Linked DNA regions of Homo sapiens: region 2 is linked to region 1. A link is a loop called in an ENCODE intact Hi-C map of the cell type or tissue named here. Cell type or tissue: CD4-positive, alpha-beta T cell. All regions are shown on one strand. Links, peaks and the distances in the headings refer to the core of each region. The heading gives the core; the rest is flanking DNA.

Region 1 (11,604 bases), core at 2,204-10,203:
AGAGTGGCCCCTGGAGTGACGGACATAAACCATGGCGACCCAGCAGTGGTGGGAGGGAGGGCAGGGAGGGCAGGGAGGGCCCCCTGCAGGAGGAGACACTGGAGCCAAGCACAGAGGGCCGAGGAACAGGTGTCCATGAGGAAGGAAAAAAGAGCACTCCAGGCAGAAGGCACAGCCTGTGCAAAGGCCCAGGGGCAAGAACCAGATCAGAGGGTTAGAGAAGCTGGGGCAGCCAGAGGGCTGGGGAGTGGAGAACTGGAGAGGGTTGGGGAGTAGAGCTGGAGGGGGATGGAGGTGGAGAGCTGGAGGGGGATGGGGAGTGGAGCTGGAGGGGGATGGGAGTGGAGATGGGGGGATGGGGGTGGAGATGGAGGGGGATGGGAGGAGGATATGCAGGGGGATGGGGAGTGAAGAGCTGGAGGGGGATGGGGTGGAGAACTAGAGGGGGTGGGAGGTGGAGAGCTAGAGGGGGGTGGGGAGTGGACTGGAGGGGGATGGGGAGTGAAGAGCTGGAGGGAGATGGGGGTGGAGATGGAGGGGGGTGGGGAGTGGAGAGATGGAGGGGGATGGGGAGTGGGGAGATGGAGGGGGATGGGGGTGGAGAGCTGGAGGGGGATGGGAGGTGGAGGGGTGGATATGGAGGGGAATGGGGAGTGAAGAGCTGGAGGGGGATGGGGGTGGAGATGGAAGGGGATGGAGAGTGGAGATGGAGGGGGCTGGAGAGTGGAGAGCTGGAGGGGGGTGGGGAGTGGAGAGCTGGAGGGGGATGGGGAGTGGAGATGGAGGGGGATGGGGAGTAGAGAGCTGGAGGGGGATCTGGGGTGAAGAGCTAGAGGAAGATGGGGAATGGAGATGGAGGGGGATGGGGTGGAGATGAAGGGGGATGGGGAGTGGAGATGGAGGGGGTGGGGAGTGGAGATGGAGGGGGATTGAGTGGAGAGCTGGAGGGGGATGGGGAGTGAAGAGCTGGAGGGGGATGGGGAGTGGAGAGCTGGAGGGAGATGGGGAGTGGAGATGGAGGGGGATGGGGAGCAGTGATGGAGGGGGATGGAGGTGGAGATGGAGGGAGATGGGGAGAGAAGATGGAAGTGGCTGGGGGTGGAGAGCTAGAGGGGGATGGGGGAGATGGAGGGGGATGGGGAGTGAAGAGCTGGAGGGGGATGGGGAGTGGAGATGGAGGGGATGGGAAGTGGAGAGCTGGAGGGGGATGGGAAGTGGAGAGCTGGAGGAGGATGGGGAGTGGAGCTGGATGGGGTGGGGAGTGGAGAGCTAGAGGGGGATGGGGAGTGGAGAGCTGGAGGGGGACGGGGAGTGGAGATGGAAGGGGATGGAGGAGGAGATGGAGGGGTGGGGAGTGGAGATGGAGAGGGAAGGGGAGTGGTGATGGAGGGGTATGAGGAGTGGAGATTGAAGGGGATGGGAAGTGGAGATGGAGCAGGTGGGGAGTGGAGATGGTGGGGGGGTGGGGATGGAGCTGGAGGGGGATGGGGGTGAGGATGGAAGGGGATGGAGAGTAGAGATGGAGGGGGTGGGGAGTGGAGAGCTGGAGGGGGATGGGGAGTGGAACTGGAGGGAGATGGGGAGTGGAGATGGAGGGGGATGGGGGTGGATATGGAGGGGGATGGGGGTGGATATGGAGGGGGATGGGGAGTGGAGATGGAGGGGGATGGGGAGTGGAGATGGAGGGGGTGGGGAGTGGAGATGGAGGGGGTGGGGAGTGGAGAGCTGGAGGGGGAGGGGGTGGAGAGTTGGAGGGGGATGGGGAGTGGAGAGCTGGAAGGGGATGGGGGCTGTGTTCCTGGCCACAGGAGGGGAGCCACGTGCTCCAGTGGAACACATAACTGAGTAGGAACAGTGTGGGGCAGGGCCAGCGAGGACACCTTTGGGTCAATCCCTGAGGGCTCCATGGAGGCATCGACCTCTTGCCCTCCCAGACCCAGCCTCAGCCTCTTCCTGCATGGAGGATCAGAACTGTGGGGCTCCAGCCTCAATGCTGGGCAAGGGCTTGGTGTCTGGACTCTGGAGCCTTTCCCACCAGACCTGCAGCAGCCACAGGAACAGGGCGGGCCATTGCCTCGGGGCTCCTGTGCCTCCAGGACCCATGATTACTCAAGCCCAGGGCTCAGTATAAATCCTCCCTCTCAGCCCAGCCTCCCCTGACCAGCGGCCACACCGGCCACAACAGCCACACCCTTGGCAGGGCCACATGAGGGACATCTTCCAGAAGGGAGAAGGACGGGTGTTGATTGAGCACCCACAGGGCCCACAGAGATGGGCGAGGTGGGCGACAGCAGCCCAGGCTCCACTCCAGGCCACCTCTGCCCTGGGCACCGAGGCCAAGACCCTCAGCGCCCGTCCCAGGCCCTAGGAACCTGCCAGGCCAGCATGAGCCAGCCTCGGGGCGTGCTCCGCAGAAGCTCTAAACTGGACCCCGCAGACCCACAGATCAGACCCTGGCCCCCAAGGGGCAGGCATGACTCCCAGAAGCCTTCCCTGCAGGCTGGAGTTTGGGGACTTCCAGCACAGCACAACCTAGGTGCCGTGAGACATGGAGGCGGCTCACCGCCCTCCCAGGGCCGGCCGGGGTCCACCGGATACATCTTCCCACACGGGGTGAACAAGGAGCCTCCCCTGTCTCCTGCAGTGGTGTCACCTGGTCCCCGTCCCTGTGGTAGCCAGCAGTCCAGACAGCCAGAGCGGGAGGGAGGCAGGCTCCGCAGCCCTTCCATTGAGAAGCCGCCGGGATATGTTTTCCTTCTCCAGGGACAGCTGAGGCAGCCTGCCCCGTGCCAGCCCTCCTGGAATCTGCAGAGGCAGCCACCCAGAGTTCACCAAGGTCTCAGTCCCCACTGGACTGCAACAGCCAAGGGCGGGTGGGTGGGCGAAGATGGGGGTCACAGCCTCTCTCCCTCCCATCCCTCCTCCACCAGCTAGGGCAAGGGCCACCAGACCAAGGCCAAGGGGGCTGGCAGCATGGATGTGAGTGATCAGGGCCTGCAATGGGATCAGTAGGGAGGTGGGGATGGGCCGCAGCCCCGTCCAGAGGGGGACTGAGGAGCAACCCCGTGCCCTGCCCAGGAACGCGCCCCAGCCCCAGGGCCACCTGTCTGCTCCCAACAAGGAAGGCTGCACTGACACCGGGCATAGCGACTGGGGAGGAGCCGCTGCAAAAAACCATGACAACGATCATCACAATAATAACAGCCCTCACTTCCTGCCAGGCCACGTGCATCTCCACTGTCCGGACCCTGTTTCAGGGGTGGGGAAACAGACCCACACGGGGTTACCTGCCCCAGGTCACACAGCCAGTGAGGGGCGGGGAGACGGGACCCCGAGCATCTGACCCTCTGCCCTCGGCCACTCCATTCTCCACCCCGACAGCGCCGTGGATTTAGCAGGGACTAGGCTTCCCAGAAACCTCGCCGCCCCTCTCCTCGCTGCGGGGTGTGGGGCCGCCATCAGAGACAGCAGCCGGCAGGAGCAATTAGAGGCCAGGAAGGAGCCGGGGTATCGACCGCTTTTGGGAGGGAAGGGGGACGCGGGCTCTGTCGGGGTGGCAGCAGCCTGGCTCATGGCCAAGCACGGGCCACGACAGGGCAGGGAGCGCAGCCCAGGCCGGGAGGCCGCGGAGGCCCCACGCGGCAGCACGGAAAGGCCAGCTGTCCGTCCACCTGTCTGTCCAGCCCCCTCACCCTCACAGGCACCGACAGCCCCTCGGTGCCTGAAGCTCAGGGTTTCGCTGCCTCCGCACAATGCTAAGCCCCTTACGATGATTAACTCGTTTAATTCTTAACAACCGCCCCACATCCTCCCCCTGTGCAGATGGAGGCAGTGAGGCAAGAAAGCCCTCCCAGAGAGTTCCCAGGACTGGGATCCACACTCAGCGTCAGTCAGCACCAGCGACGCCGCCTCTGCCCGGCACCCCCTGCCCGGGGAGCCCCAGCGGGGAGGGAGATGAATGGAAAGGGTGCACTGGAGACTGCTGGATGAGATGGAAGCTTCGGGAAACCTCTCTATGCCCCGCAGTGACCCTGTCTGTAAAAGAGGAACATCACAACACCTGCCTCACAGTATGCTGTAGATGAACTCAGGTTTAGCCCCACAGATAGGCAGAGCAAGTACCCCAAAATGTCAGCTGCTGGCTTCTCCCAGAGAGGCTGCCTGGCCTGGGGACCCCTGAATCTGCAGCTGAACAGAAAAACCACTGCAGACTCTCCCCAGCCTCTGCCCCGGGCTGCCCGCCCAGGAGCAGGGTCTGGCCTTTAGAAGCTCCCTGGAGGGCGGGGGCACCATCCGCCAGAAGCAATTAATTGCTGGGTCAAGAGATGGTGAAAGAGATTTGTCACGAGGGCCTGGGGATATTCAGGGTGGGAGGGTGGCCCACACTGATTCAGTTGCCCCACCTTCCACCTCACAAGCAGGCTCCGCCCCCACTCAAACCCCCAGGACATCCTCCTCTGCCTCCACACCCGCCCGGGCCCAGGGTAGGTCAGGGATGCAGCCCCAGCACCCGTGACCTGCTCCCAGGAGGGACCTGCTTCCACCATTCAGCCGGTGCCCACACACAGGAGGGGACAGCCAGGCACAAGTGGGGCTGACATACAGAGTCCCCGGTGGGCCCCAAATGGGCCTGAGACCCAGATCAAATCCCTGAGCCATCTCATCTTGGCAGGAGACTGCGACCCCTGTGTGTGCTGCTCAACTTCGCAGAGGCAGTTTCCTCTCGGTGAAACGGAGGCAATTATATTAGGTGGCTAAAATCAGGCTGGCTCCCGCTCCAGCCCTAGTGCTGTCATTTTTTAAAGCCTGAGGAAGGTGCCTTGCTTCTCGGAACCTCAGTGTGCCCATCTGTAAAACGGGGATGATGCCAGGGGCTACTCTGAAGAGAAATTTACAACCTGGCACCCAGCAGTGCTCAGTTGAAGCTCACCATCGGGGTTCACCAGGCCACCTCCCCAGGGCCCCTTGCCAGCCTGCAACCCTACTGAGACACCAATGTCCCCAGCACCTCGAACACCCAGAAGCGGGGCCCAGGGGGAGGGAGCAGAGTCTCGGAGGGCCACGATGAGAGGACTGGATAAGAGCCCACCTTCCCTGCCTCCCACCTCCGCAGCAGGCCCAGGGGAAACATAGGCTTTGGTGACCACCAGGCTGGGGCCAGAGGCCAGTGACAACAGAAGCACCCAGAGACAAGGCAGCCCCTGACCCAGATCTTCCATGGGCAGGGCTCTGCAGGAGCCTCTGGTCTGGAGGGGTCCGAGGCACAGGTTTCCCCATGGGTCCCCATCAGCTTTCAGCCCCTGGTGTCCACACCCAATCCCTCCACACCAACCCACCGACACACGGGGACCCTCGAAGCCCCCACCACACAGATGGGAAAACCAAGGCCCAAAGACGCCAGGCAAGGGCAGCTCAGCCCGGGATCTTTCTCATGTACCGGTGAGCTCAGCTCAGCCCAGCAGGCGTTCAGAAGCCCAAGTGGCCCGGCTGGGGTCAGGGCCCTGAGTCAGAGCAAGAAACGCAGCAGAAACTGAAACAGCCCAGTGGCCCCACATACTCCACAGAGTGAGCCACGCTGCTTCCCTGCGCCGCCCCGTGCTGGGAAGTTCTTGCTTCTGTGGTCAGGGTGAGGGTGGGGGTGGGGGACGAGTGGCGTGGAACAGCCTTTCAGCCTGGGGACCCTCTCTGGGCCCGGCAGATGAGCAAAGTTCCATGCACACAGGCAGAGCTGTGAACTGGCCCCACCTCAGAGTCTCCGTGTCACCCAGGACACATGCAAAGCCACACATTACCTGGGGCAGCAGTTCAGGGGTATGCATAGGTGAAGCATAGACAGGCAGGAGAGACCCATCCCAGGCACAGGCTGTTTCTGCTCCCTGCAGGGCTCAGCCTGCAGCAAGGCCACAGAGCACAGGTCTCGTGATCTCAGGATAGGGTCTGAGACCCGGGTTCAAAACCTAGCTGCACTGCTTTCTAGCTCTGTGACCCTGGGCACGTGGCTTAACCCTTCCGAGCCTGCCTGTTTCCTCGCCGTAAAATAGAAACTCAGCTCACAGGGCTGACTCAGAGGCTCAGTGAGCGAATGCCTGCCTACAGTAAGAGTGAATGCCCAGCATACAGTAAGGGCTTAATAAATATGTACAGCAGTTCCTGCTTAGCCACGGCAGCTTTCCACAGTTTCAGTATGGTGGTCTGAAAACAAACGGAAAATTCCACAAATAAACAATTCGTAAGTTTTTGGGTTTTGGGTTTTTGTTTTGTTTTGTTTTTCTCACTCTGTTATACAGGCTGGAGTGCAGTGGTGTGACCTCAGCTCACTGCAGCCTCCGCCTCCACCTCCTGGGTTCAAGTGATTATCCTGCCTCAGCCTCCTGAGTATCTGGGATTACAGGCGTCTGCCATCACGCTCAGCTAATTTTTGTATTTTTAGTATAGTCAGGGTTTCACCATGTTGGCCAGGCTGGTCTCAAACTCCTGGCCTCGAGATCCACCCACCTTGGCCTTTCAAAGTGCTGGGGTTACAGGCATGAGCCACCGCGCCCAGCCAATTCCTAAGTTTTAAATTGCACGCTGTTCTAAGTAGCATGATGAGATCTTGCACCGTCGCGTCCTGTCCAGCCCAGGACATGACCCCTCCCTCTGCCCGGGAGGACCCACTCTGCAGACGGTCCTGCCTGTGAGTGTCCATCCCGGGAATCAGATCAACTGTGATGGTAGAGCAGTGCCTGTATTCAAGTAGCCCTTATCTGACTGAACAATGGCCCCAAAGCACAAGAGTAGTGATGCTAGCATACCGTTAACATTGTCTTTTTATAATATTTTATTTATTTTTATTTTTTTTGAGATGGAGTCTCGCTCTGTCGCCCAGGCTGGAGTGCAATGGTGCAATCTCGGCTCACTGCAACCTCGACCTCCCAAGTTCAAGTGATTCTCCTGCCTCACCCTCCTGAGTAACTGGGATTACAGGCACTCGCCACCACGACTGGCTACATTTTGTTGTATTTTTAGTAGAGACGGGGTTTCACCATGTTGGCCAGGCTGGTCTCGAACTCCTGGCCTCAAGAGATCCACCCACCTTGGCTTCCCGAAGTGCTGGGGTTACAGGCATGAGCCACCACACCTGGCCTGTCCTATTTTATTATTAGTTATGGTTGTTAATCTCTCACTGTGCCTAATTTGTAAAGAAAACCTTGTCATAGGTCTGTATGTGTAGGAAAAGATGGAGTGTATATAGGGTTCCATACTGTCTGCAGCTTCAGGCATCCACTGGGGGTCTTAGAATATATCCCCCAAGATTAAGGGGGGACTACTCCATTTTTTTAGTTCCCACATTTTTCAAATGGAGAAGAAATTCACATTACATAAAATTAACCACTATAAAGTAGGCAGCTCTGACATTTAGGACATTCCCAGTGCTGTGCGACCATCACCTCTATCTAATTCCAAAACATTTTCATCACTCTAAAAGGAGACCCCATCAACATGGAGTAGGTTCTCCCCAGGTCCCCTCCTTCCAGCCTCTGGCAACCACCAATCTGCTTTCTGTCTCCATGGGTTTGCCTGTTCTGGGCATTTCATGAAAGTGGAATCGTACACTATGTGGCCTTGTGTGTCTGGCTTCTTTCACTCAGCATCATGGTTTCAAGGTTCACCCGCAGTGTAGCATGCATCCGTACTTCATTCCTTTTCATGGCTGAATAATATTCCATTGTATGGAGAGACCAATCATATATTTTTATATGAGAAAAGTGTGTTATAAAGAATACATATTCATATATATAACAACATATATATAAATACACATACAGAATGAGATATAATTCTAAAACTTGTAAGGTTATAAAATAACCATAAGAACTATGATGATGTGGAATCTGGTGAAGGAGCCAGCTGGTGGGAGAGAGGGGCCTGGGGTGCCCCAGGCCGGGCAGGTCCCCTCCTATGGGACCTCTCCTCCACTCTAACTCTCCTCCACATCACATCAGGCCTCCTAAACGTGCACTGAGCTGGGACCTGAATGGCAGCAAGGAGCCAGCTGTGTCAATATGCAGGGAACAGCATTCCAGGTGGGGGGAACAACAAACGCGAAGGCCCAGAGGCAGATGCGGTCGGTGAGGGCTGAGGAGCTCCCGGGTGGCCTCTGAATTTATTCTCAGAGCAGTGGGAAGAGAATGGAGAGTGTGGGGCCAGAGTCTCATGGACCTTCTGATGGGATCCCTCTGGCTGCAACTCAGAGACCAGACAGGTGTGACCAGAGTGGACTGGGGACCCCGAAGAGGCTACTGCAGTCGTCCAAGCCAGACGGCGACAGAGTGGGGGTCCATCATGGTGCCTGGTCTGCCATTCTTTTCTTTTTGTCATTATTATTGATATGAAAACAGAGGGTCTCGATGGCAATGCTGTTCCCCCCCAAACATAGTTACTGTTTATTATTATTCCATCTCACAATAACAGCATATTATCTTTACTGTTCCTGTTATTTTTTTCTGTGCTGTTAGGGCGGGGCGGGGGATCTCCATGGCAGGGTCCCCACCCCAGGGATGTTTTTGGCTGCCCCATGACTGGCTCATGGCCTTTGGGACAGTCCTACTCCATAAAAGTCACCCTCCCTACACAGTTTTCAAATGACCTGGCCATTCAAAAAAACCTGCCAGAACCAGTCCAAATACTAGCTGTTTCTTAAATGTCACTCTCCTCTCCCCCCAGCACTGCAGGGCTCTGATCTGCTTTCTCGCGAATCCACGCTTACTCATTCTGAGTGGGAGCCAGCCACTCCTCCCTCTCGTTTCCCCGCTTCCCCTTACCCGACGGTTGGGGCACCGCACAGATTTTTGCTGTTGTTGTTAATTCTGTGTCGAGTCTAGTCTGTATTAAGGAGGAATTTCATTGCCCAGGAGTAGAGGGGATTTCCCAAGTCTATGGGGTAAATATTGTCAGGGTGGTTGGGATGCAGTGTGGCGCTGAGCCAGGGAGCTAACCTCTCTGAGCCTTCGCTGCTTGCCTGGCAATGATGATGGTTGCTGGGTCACGAGATCACCGAGAGGATCAGATGAATTCACGTGGCATGTGCCGCACTGAGACAGGCAGGCACGCAGCTGAGGGGCTGGCGGTGGGAGGGGCAGGGCCGCGGCTGGAGGATAAAATCCCACACTCCCCGCTTGGCCGGGTGGCCCACTGCCCGTCTGGCTTTCGAGGAGATAAGCCGCCTGCTCAGGTTCACGTTCGGGATCAAATGAACCCACTTAATCCCCCTAGGGATCTCTGCTGAGCTGGCTCCTTGGGGGCCTGGGGAGGAAGGCAACTGAGCCCCCTGCAGTAGAAACCCCCACCCGCGAGGCCAGGCACAGAGAAGGTACCAAGGGCTTCTGCCCCAGCGCCGGGGCACAGCGGGCTGAGGGAGCCCCAGGACAGAAGCGGTCACACATCATGGGCTCATCATCACAGCCACAGTGACTCCTGACTCCCCACTGCAACCCAGGAGGTAAATGCTATTACGAACACCCTTCTCCAGATGGGGAAACCGAGGCCCAGAAAGAAAACAGCCCGCCTGAAGGTGACAGAGCGCCTCGCCGTATCACCAGCAACCCCTCAAGATAACCTTATCACGTTTCACGGAGGGAGAGAGGGCGGCAGGAACGGGGCCTTGAGTCACCACCCTATCCCACTGGGAAGGCAGGGGTGGATGGGCAGAGTGTCACGCCTGCCTAGGGGAAGTACACGCTAGGTACTTATGGCAAGTATGTGAATGAACAAAATCTACATGCTGGGCGCAAGCTCCGAGGAAAACTCCTTCGCAGGACCTTTCTCCCCTCCTGAGGTCCCTCTCTAAGATCCTGTATCGCAGGGGTCTGGCGGGAGTGACTGTGACCCCCAGAGGACCGCAGGCAATGTCTGGAGGCATTTCTGGCGGCAGCAAAGGGGGCTGAGGTGCTACTGGGGTCTGGTGGATGGAAGCAGGGGTGTTGCCCAGAGCAGCCCCTGCAACAGAGAGTGACCCAACCCCCAAAACCCGAACAGTGCCCAGGCTGAGAACCCTGCCGTTCTTACCAAATGCATGAGAGTGTCAGTTGGGCACCCACTGTGTGCAGGGCCTCCCTGCAGGACACATTCAAGAAGACGAGGTCACAGGGCTCAGAGAGGCAAGGCTTCCTGCCCCACCTAATGGAAGGAAGGCAGAGGCGGGACCTGAACCCAGGTCCCACTGACTCACAGCCCCACCCCAGCTGCCAAATACCTGCCCCATCCTTCAGGAGTCTAACCTACTGGGTCTAGAGTGGGGGCTCCACAATCTGTATATCTCATAGCTCCTTCCCCCAGCAGCCACTGGCAGGGGGAGGATGGTGAACGGGGGGGAGGACAGCTCTGTTCCTTTTCATCAGAAACTACATTGGCCAGGAGGCTGGCAGTCTCTCTCTGGGGGGTAGGAACGTGGTTGTATTTTTTATGTGCAAGCTTTTCCTTCCTGATTTTCCAGCTTATAGAGAACACATTTGTTCTGCTTCCAAAAACCAAAAACAGTCTTTTATGTAAAGCAGCTGCCAAACCACATGCCCAGCCTGGCCCTGGGTGGCTCCACTAGGACCTGGCAGGGGGGCCCACACCTCAATGGAGAGAGGGCTGACCCAGCAAAGCCCCCGTGGAGCACCCCTGGCATCACCAGGAGAAGCCCAGAGCTGGCAAATCCACTGGCCACGGCACCCAGGCACCCAGAGGTGCTCTCTAGAAAGTCCCCGGCAGCCCCTTCCCATGGCAAGCACCAAGTAGCTTTCTCCAGGAAACACACCAAGCTCACGTCACATCCCCATGACAAAATACTACAAGAAGTTAAAATTAGCCAACTGGATCAAAGCTGGTTTGCACCAGCACATGGTGAAAACCTGTAATCATACAGATAAAAATAATGATAGCTAATGCCACGGTTCTGGATGCTGTGTCTATTACCCTTCTAATTCTCAAAACAACCCTAGAAGGTGAGGACTGCTTAGGTCCTCATTTTACATATTAGGAAACTGAGGCAGAGTCATGTGATAAGGTGCATGAGAACAAAGTGTCTGGAACCACTCAGGTCTGCCGCTTGTCTAGCCGAGAAAACGACTGCACTGAATTATATACAAAGCTGTCAATACTCGACCACTTTTGACCTACAAAACTAGCAGTCATACGGCTCCCCCAGTAGCAAACAGGAGAGCAGCGCGCACAGATCCACGTGTCCACAGACAAGGCAGGTTCCCAGGCCGTGCAGCGATACACAGAGGCTCGTGGAAAAGCCCAGGCCCCAGTGAGAGGCGGTGGCCTCCAGGAAGGGGGCTCCCGTGACTTGAAAGTCACCTGTCATTTTTTTCTCTTTTAACAAAAGCCACCTTAGCTTACAGCCCCGAGTCTGGTGTCCTGGGCTAAGGCTCGGCCGGCCTGGTCTCCCTCTCTCCTCTCTCCCCTGGCCGCCTCTTTGCCCCCAAGACCCCACATAGTCTGTGACAAGCCAGTGGTCCTCCTCGGGGTCTGGGACCTGGAGTCTCTTCCAGCAGCCCAGGAGAACCTCTCCCCACTAAGGATCGAGTTTCACTTAATTGCAGGCTTCAGGTTTCTGCATGCAGGCCCAGAGGC
Region 2 (8,000 bases), core at 1-8,000, 150 kb before region 1:
GCCTCCGGATCTGCCCTTCCAGAAGGCAAACAGAGGGCAGGCACTGTCTTCCCAGTTCTCAGGCAATGGGCGGTGGGGGCGGGGGTGGTCACCGGTGAGGAGGTGGTAGTGACAACACGAGACACGAGAAGGGATGGAGAGGCGGTGGGACCCTGGGCTGACCGTTTGGGGATGTCCACGCGGAGTCCTCCGATGGGTGGGTGCTCTGGGAAATCTCCCAGCCAACAGGCTGAGATCCCAGGGACTCACCTGTGATTAAAAATCTCACACAATTTTACACAAATGCTCACAGCAGCACTCTTCACAACAGCCACATGGAAACAACCCACACATCCCCCAAGAGATGAACGACCGACAAAATGTGGTCCGTGCAGGTGAGGGAATATTATTCAGCCGTACAAAGCTACTCAGATGAACCTCAGAACCATCATGCTCCCAGAAAGGAGCCAGACACAAAAGGCCACAAACTGTAGGATTCCATTCATTGGAAACGCCCAGAACAGGCCAATCCACAGAGACAGAGAGTGCATTAGTGGCTGCCAGGGGCTGGTAGGGCTGGGGCGGGGCCCTGGGAGGGACTGCTAATGGGTATGGGATTTCCATCTGGGGTGAGAAAAAGTTCTGGAACTAGGCAGTGGTGAGGGTTGCACACCAATGCAGATGTACTTCATGCCACTGAGATGTTCACTTTCCAGTGGTTAGAATGCTGAGCTTCGTGCCATGTGTATCATCTCAAAATTAAATAAAAGGCGGCGGGAATCACACAATTTCAATAAAGCTTCTTTTGCAGCCTATAATGAAATACATGCCAGAAACCACCAAGTGGACATTAAAGACAGAGAAACAACAATGTGGCCTCTCTGGGGGCTGACAGCAGCCCCAGGCCCTACCAGCTGGATACAGTGCCCAGGCCCTACCAGCTGGATACAGTGCCCAGGCCCCGCTGGCATGCCTCTCACTCACCACACACAGAGCCTGACCTGCAGCGGCAGGCAGGCCCTCCTTCCTGAATGGTGCGAGGGTCTCTCTGGGTCCAGGTTCACCTCAGCCTGGGGGGCGGAGGGCAGACTGCCCCCGGAGGAGCTCTGAGGGCGAGGGGCAGGGTCCCGGGGTGAGGGCGGGGGCTGTGGGGGTCTTCTCAGGGCTGTGGGGACCCTCAGCACCCCCCACAACTACAGTGGAGGACGGGGCCGGGCCCAGGAGCCCCGTGATCCAGGCTGTTCTCAGATACACCTGCCCTTATGTGCCAAGAGCGTTTGCTATAAAGGGCCTTTGTTCCCTCCATAAGTCACGACCTGGAGCTTTCTGCACAAAGAAACCGCACGTCACAGACAGCCTCGACTCCAGCAGGGCCACGGGACCAAGCACGGGACAGGGACGGGGAGTGGGGGCCTGGGCCTGCTCCCAGCCCCACACACCAGCTCCGGAACCCGTGGCACTCCTTGGCCTCTGCTTCCTGGCTCCTTGCCCACAAACAGGGACATGGGCGGGGACAGGAGCAGGCCCCACCTCTTAGATAACCGAGAGTGAGCGTGCCGTGGGAGCCAGGTGCTGCCCCGGCCTCAGCAGTGCTGCCAGTGATGCGCCAGCTCCGACAGCCCCTGCCCCAGGCCAGGCACGGCCGAGGGAGGGAGGAGATTCGCTCCCACTCAGCCCACCATGGGCCCTCACACAGGGTTATCTGATTCCGCACAGCCAACCTAGACGACCCTCCCACTCAACAGACGGGCAAACCGAGGCCCAGAGGCAGGTCACTGTGCTGGGAAGTAAAGATCTTGGCCAGGAGACAGCACAGCTGAGAGGGGATCCGGCTTAGGAGGCACTGGACCCCAGCCCCCACGGTGCTGCACATCACAAGGCCATCTGCTCGGGATGGCTTCTGCTGCCAGCACCAATGCCTGCTGGCTCCCTGCCGTGTGAGCCACTCCCACGACTGTCCCCAACGGCCTGGGTGTCCCCATCCACTCCAGAACCCGTCACCCAGATTGGGGTGCTCAAACCTGAGACAGGTTTCCAAAGCCCCAGCACACTTGAGCCCAGGATAGGACCTTTGGGGCTCTAAGGGCTGGATGAACGCCCTGCAGGTCTCCCTGACCCCAGGACTCTACCGAGATGGCCGCCGGCAAGCTCTGACTGTCCCGAGATACCCAGGTGTGCTGCCACTGCTCTGTCCCCAAGGCCCAGAGGTGCTGGCCACAGAGGTCACCCAGAAGCCACTCGCTGACTACATGCACAGCACAAGCTGTGTCTCTCTGAGCTGCGCCCTCAAGTCACAAAGACAAGCCTGACAGCGCAGCTGCACAGACCCATTTTCTGGAAGGTAAAACTGAGGCTCCAGGGTGACAAACCTGAGAACAGCCCAGAACCAGAACCTCACCAGAGGCCTCACCACAGCCCCTGGCTCAAGGCCAAATGTGTCAACACCCTCCCCAGCACGTGAGCTTCAGGCGCCCTGGATGCAAACCAACAAGGCTTAAAGCCGCCACACACCCCTCACCTTTCTTGGCTGTTTCCATTTCTTCTTCTGTCCAGCGAGAACTCTCATTCAGCTCCATGGAGGCTGAAAAGAAGATGCCAGGTTATTGGCAGGAGCCGGGAGAGGAGGCACTTTGCCTTCTGCCCTTTTCTCTCCTTTGAGCCAGGGAGGGAGTAGACCAGGCCTTGACGGTGTCACCGCACGGCTCTGAACCCCGTGGGAAGGCCACATTTCAGACGCCCCTCCCCAGCCAGTACCCACCGTGGCACCTGACTCCCTGAGCCTTTATGCTGGGCTGGAGCTGTGCTGGGCAGTCCCACGTGCCGTTGGTCGGGGCCAACCTCCACACAAGCCGCTGAAGTCGGGGCACCTGCGATCACCCCATTTTATAGAAGGGGACACTGAAGCAGTCAAGGGCCTTGACCATGACTGCCTCTGCCTGCACTCTGTTGGGAAAGGGGTCACCTGGTGACGTGGCGACAGTGGGACACAAGCTTCAGGTGGGCCGGGACCTCATCTGACCGAGGACCCTCTCGGAGCCCAGCTCTTCTATTACTGTGGGGCTGTCCCATCACGGCAGGATGCTTAGCAACCCTGGACTCTGCACGCTGGACTCCAGCAACCCTACTCCAATTGTGACCATCAAAACTGTTCACAGACACTGCCTGGCGTCCCCTAGTGGGGGAGTAAAATCGCCCATGGCGGAGAAGCCCTGCTCCAGAGGGAATGTTCATACCCCCACTCATCCAGGACAAGGAGGGGCTTCTGGTGTTACTGGGAAGGGACACAACCTGGCCTTGGGGTTGGCTGGAGGTGGCTGCATCTCTGCAGTGGCACTATTTTTGGGTCTGTCTGCCGAGCTCCTCTGGATGTGAGCCCTGGCCCTTCCTTTCCAGTTGCTTAAGACCCATGAGTGGGGTGGGTGCGAGGGACGTCAGCTCCATGGACTCAGCACCTGGAACTGCGCCAGGGGGAGTATGTGTCCAACAGAGGCTGGCTGAGGAGTGGCGGAAGGTTCCAGCAGAAGAGGGGAGACGGCCCCCACCCCCATGGGCAGCCCCATCAGCCCCGACAGGCCAGAGCCACCCCAGCCTCCCCCATCTCTGCAGCCACAGCCTGGGCCTCTCTGGGACCTCATCGATGCTCCCATTCCTCCCCACAGGACTCCCAGAGGAAGCCTACAGAAGCCAGGGGTGCCAGGGGTGCTGAGGGTGCCCAGTGCCAGAAGAGACATGGAAGGCCTAGGAGTGTGTTTTCCACCCTGCGGCTGAGCCCCCAGCATCAGCCTTGGGTCCGAGAGGACTATCCCCAGAGATCAGGCAGGAAGAAAGCCCTTTCACCCTGGGCCTCCAAGTACACCGCCACCAAGAGGCAGCTGGAAAATATCTGCAGGAGCTGCATAGGCTCTGTGGCCAATGGGGCTGAGTTCTAACCCCAGCTACAATGAAATTTTTAGAGAGGGAACGTTTCCTCTCTGAGCTTCGAGTGGGCCATTTATGAAATAGGTCCAAACTACATCCCACGAGAAGAAGAGACAGGTGCATGACCCGGACCCCAGGGGACGGTGGGGGTCTGTGGGAGATGAAGCAGCATCTCCACCCTGAGAATGAGCCCTGGCAGGCGGGGCTTCGGCCTGAGCGCTTGGGCCCCTGGGTGGGTTCCCGCAGTGGCTGGAGGGCTGGACCCTAACAGCTAAACAAAGTAGAGACAACAGACGCACACCGCTGCCCCCTGCGGCGAATCTTGGGAACTGCCACTCACATCATCTCATTTTTTTCTACTTTCTGGGAGGGTAGTGAGGGATGAACACCCTTCTCAACAGAAGGGGAAACTGAGGCCCACGGAAGTGAAGGTACAAAACCAGATGCCTACCAGGGTAGAGGCTGGGTGGGGACAAGTAGAGCCCATGACATTCTAAGAAGGAGTGGTGGTTACTCGGCTCCCAACAACAGCCACCTCATGGGAACCTGGGCCAAGCGTGGCCAGATCTTCTGTTTTAAAAACGACAACCAAAAAATCCGGAACTGGTCACTGGGAATTTTTTGTGACATCTCCCTGCTCTGAAATCACTGTGGTTGAAGCCACTGAACTCTTCCTACACCCCAGGCACTGTTCTAGGTGCTTCTCACATAGCAAGTGACTACAACTGTCCCCCCACGTTAGAGGTAACCACCGATTCCTCCCACTGAGAACATGAGGACCCTGAGGCACAGAGAGGTTCAGGAATTCATGCTGGGCCACACAGCACATCCAGTAGGTAGCGCTGGGATTTGACTCCAACCATGACTTACACCAACCCCTTGGCTGTTGCCAATTAACTCAAATTGCACGAAACTTTCATATGAGCGCAACCCGCCGTGTCTCCAGCCCCTTCCCCACCCGCATCCCTGGCCCCCAGCTCACCCAGCTCGGCGCTCTGCTGGGGGGTGATGGCCTCCTCGCTGTTGGCCTCATTAGCCATTGAGCGGGTGATGCGGCCTTTGCGTCTTCCCTGGCTGTTGGCAGTTTTGCGGCCTTTGGAGGCCACAGCCTCCTTCTCGTCGTTGTCCTCCCCTGAGGTGTCGTCTGTCTTCTCCCTACAGGCCAGAGAGGGGAGATAGGATGGCTTCACCCGAGCCGGGAAATCAAACAGCCACTGGAGGAGACTGTTTCTTTAGCTGGATTTGCACTGGCTGCCAGCCATGGCACTAATCGGACGCTAGGAAAGAGGGGGAGAGGCCTGAGGTGAGGGTGGCCAGGGGCAAGTCTGCAGGGGCTCCATGTTCACCAGAAGTGGGAGTACAGCTGGCAGGACAACACCATGCTATTTCTCAAAAGGGAGTTGCGGCCAGGTGTGCTGGGTCACACCTGTAATCTCAGCACTTTGGGAGGCCGAAGTTGGAGGACTGCTTGAGCCCAGGAGTTTAAGACCAGCCTGGGCAACACAGCAAGACTCCATCTCTACAAAAGAAAAAGATCAGAAAATTAGCCAGGCGTGGTGGCATATGCTGATGGTCCCAGCTACTTGGGAAGCTAAGGTAGGGGGATCTCTTGAGCCTGGGAGGTCGAGGCTGCAGTGAGCCATGATTATACCACTGCACTCCAGCCTGGGTGACAGAACAAGACCCTGTCTCAAAAAAAAAAAAAAGAAAAAGAAAGGATGGGGGTGTAACCTGGGCTATCAACTTAATTCACCAATAAGGCCATGTGGACAGGTAGTTAATTGGCTGGCTATTTTATTCCCCAAATGGGAGGTACTGGGAGCTTTCCTGCAAGGCTACTTTCTTCTGGGCTGGTGGTTATCTGCAAGACCATTTTATGCACCAAATAGAGAGATACTGTCTGCAAGACTATTTGGTGAACTAAATGGGGGCGTGGGCTGGCAGCAATTTATAGGGCCATTTTATTCGCCACAGAGGAGCTATTTCCAGAGGGGCTCTATAAGAGGCAATACATTGGCCTTCAGTATTATCAAGGGCCGGGCATCATCTTAGACATTGGCAGGAGGAAACTCTCTTGCTGGTTTTATGCAGGCCTAGCCTGCAGGCCTAGCTGTGGTGTGTGGGGGTGCTCACAACCTCGATACCCGAGCTGGGGCTCTCGCAGAAGTGACTGGGGAGAGTTTTACTGCGGGAGGCTCAGATTGATCACCTCTGCCTTCCCATTCATCTTCCTGAAAGGCCCTTGCTGGAAGCGTCTGGGAGACGGGGTGAGGAAGCCAGATGTTCTCTGAAGCCAAATTCCTGAGCCCATTACAGGTACCTGGCGCTAAGTCGTGCCGCCCCCCTTTCTCCAGCTGGCTGCACTCCTGCAGCCCCTGGCAGGCACAGGAGGCTGTCACGGCCCCCGCGGTGAGGCTGTGCCTTGATCTGCAAGAACTCACACTGCCATCGATGATTCTAAAGGTGACAGCAGCCGCCTGCACACCTAGTCCTTCCAGGAGGGCCTCTGATCCCCCTTTCCCCCTTCCTGGCGCCTCAGGAGGAAAGAGCGGGAGGAAGCAGGGAGGCAGAGAGTTCCAAAGTCATTGCCTGGATTTATTAGCTCAGGAGTGGAGCTCAAATGAGCTATCAGTCTCTAAAGTCTCCAGAGGGTTGGAGAAAGAAAGCGAGGGCGGAGGAGAGGGGGGAGCCAGGGAGGAGGAGTAGGGCGATGGGTGGGCTTCCGGAAGGGGGGCTGTCAGGGGCAAACGAGCAGAAAGCCCTCCCCCCTGCTCACAGGCAATTGGTGGGCACCCCACCCGTCTCTACAAAGGGTCCCCCAGAACCGTGTGCCACCCGGGTTGGGTCAGCGGCCGGGCCCTGCAGGGGACAGCAGGCTGCCTTACTTGAGGAGGTCTTCCTTGTCGTTCTCCACCTCCGGCTTCTCCTCCTCCTTCTCCGCCTCCTTTTCCTTCTCCTTCTCATCTTTCTCCTCCTGGCTGCTGCGGGGCATGGGCTGCTGCTGCTGCTGCTGCTGCTGCTGCTGCTGCTGTTGTTGCTGCTGCTGTCAGACCCCGGGGGAGGGCAGAGGGGAGTGGGGAGGGAAGAAAACCGTGAACAGGTGAATCTCTGCACCTGGGCTCAGCCTGAGCTGGGGGAGGAGGAGGAAAACCCGTGGAGTCCACCCAGAAGAGGTCATAAACAACCGGGAAGCCAGGCCCCACTGGCATGAGATGGGGAGAGGCACGGCCTGGGGTCTTGCCGCCCTAGGGGCCTGGGGAGGCGGAGTCGGGGTGAGGGGCAGGAAGCATTGGTGTCAGAAGTGCTGGCTTCAATTCCTGCCCTTTCCACACAGTGGCTGTGTGAGCTTGGATGAGGGTCTTAACCTCTCTGTGCCGACTCCTTCGCCTTGACAATGGGGGTATTCAGCATGCCTGTGCCTCAGCTGAGGGCTGGGAGGTTGAAATGAGAGAATCCTCACCATGCTTACATCCGCATCTGGCCCGGATATTTAAGAGGGGCAGATGTGATCTGGGTTGAGAGAGGTGCCCTGGTGAGCCTCGGCAGGGGTGCCTGAGCATCTGGGAAGCTGGGGACACACCCCTGATGCCCCAGCCCTGCCCTGCCCCCGACAGAGCTCAGGCCACCTCTCTAAGCCTCGGTCTCCGAGTCTGTAAAACGGGGAGGTGGGGGGATGCCCCTGATTCCCCAGAGCCCAGGAAGGCCCCAGGCCTGCGTGGAGGTGGCTGCTCTGCTGCCTGGGCCTGGTCTCCCTCGCATGCCAGCACCCCAGGGGGACAGAACAAGCCCATTTTACAGAGCAGATCAGAGAGGCTGGGAGCCAAGCCAGCCTCCTTACTTGGGCCTCTTCCTGTCATCTGCCTCCCCGACCTGTCCCAGCCACTCTGGGCCTACCGCCCCTCCCCTCACCGAGATAGAGGAGGGAGTGTGAGCTCCTCCTGGCACCGCCTCCCGATTTCCTGTCATCCCGCCTGATTTCTTTTAAAGCACACACTGATTTTCTTGGACACCCCAAGGTCCTCCCTGCAGGCAGCTGCCAAACCAGACCATCTTTCCATCCCTCTGAGCCAAGCGAAATAAAAATAAACCCCAAAGCCTTTTAA

Evidence for each region. Hi-C counts contacts between places; a loop is a spot of excess contacts. Peaks named below come from ENCODE experiments on the same cell type or tissue, not always from the same donor. Only the 100,000 strongest peaks of a DNase experiment are listed, where the experiment ranks them.
Region 2: it touches region 1 in a loop (2.4-fold over the local background); 3 of 110 quality-filtered maps call a loop at or near these places.

What each region holds. Positions count from the first base shown.
Region 1 is chr12:124,540,167-124,551,770 of GRCh38, forward strand. The region is part of intron 1 of NCOR2 (nuclear receptor corepressor 2); the gene reads right to left. Among named protein-coding and RNA genes, the nearest start is that of NCOR2, 22 kb to the right of the region's middle. RefSeq lists enhancers at 1-57, 2,272-2,805, 3,874-4,408, 8,894-9,133, 11,095-11,604 and 1 more and a silencer at 11,017-11,311. In CD4-positive, alpha-beta T cell, for the core only: no CTCF peak of the experiment used is centred there; DNase peaks (open chromatin) are centred at 3,175, 5,535, 8,785 and 8,885; H3K4me3 peaks cover 647 bases.
Region 2 is chr12:124,395,622-124,403,621 of GRCh38, forward strand. It overlaps NCOR2 (nuclear receptor corepressor 2), which reads right to left. Exons shown (of 49, transcript NM_006312.6): 16 at 6,783-6,940; 17 at 4,880-5,052; 18 at 2,498-2,560. Among named protein-coding and RNA genes, the nearest start is that of MIR6880, 62 kb to the left of the region's middle. RefSeq lists enhancers at 1-469, 3,566-4,065, 7,021-7,665, 7,666-8,000. In CD4-positive, alpha-beta T cell, for the core only: a CTCF peak has its summit at 4,192; DNase peaks (open chromatin) are centred at 2,380 and 4,150.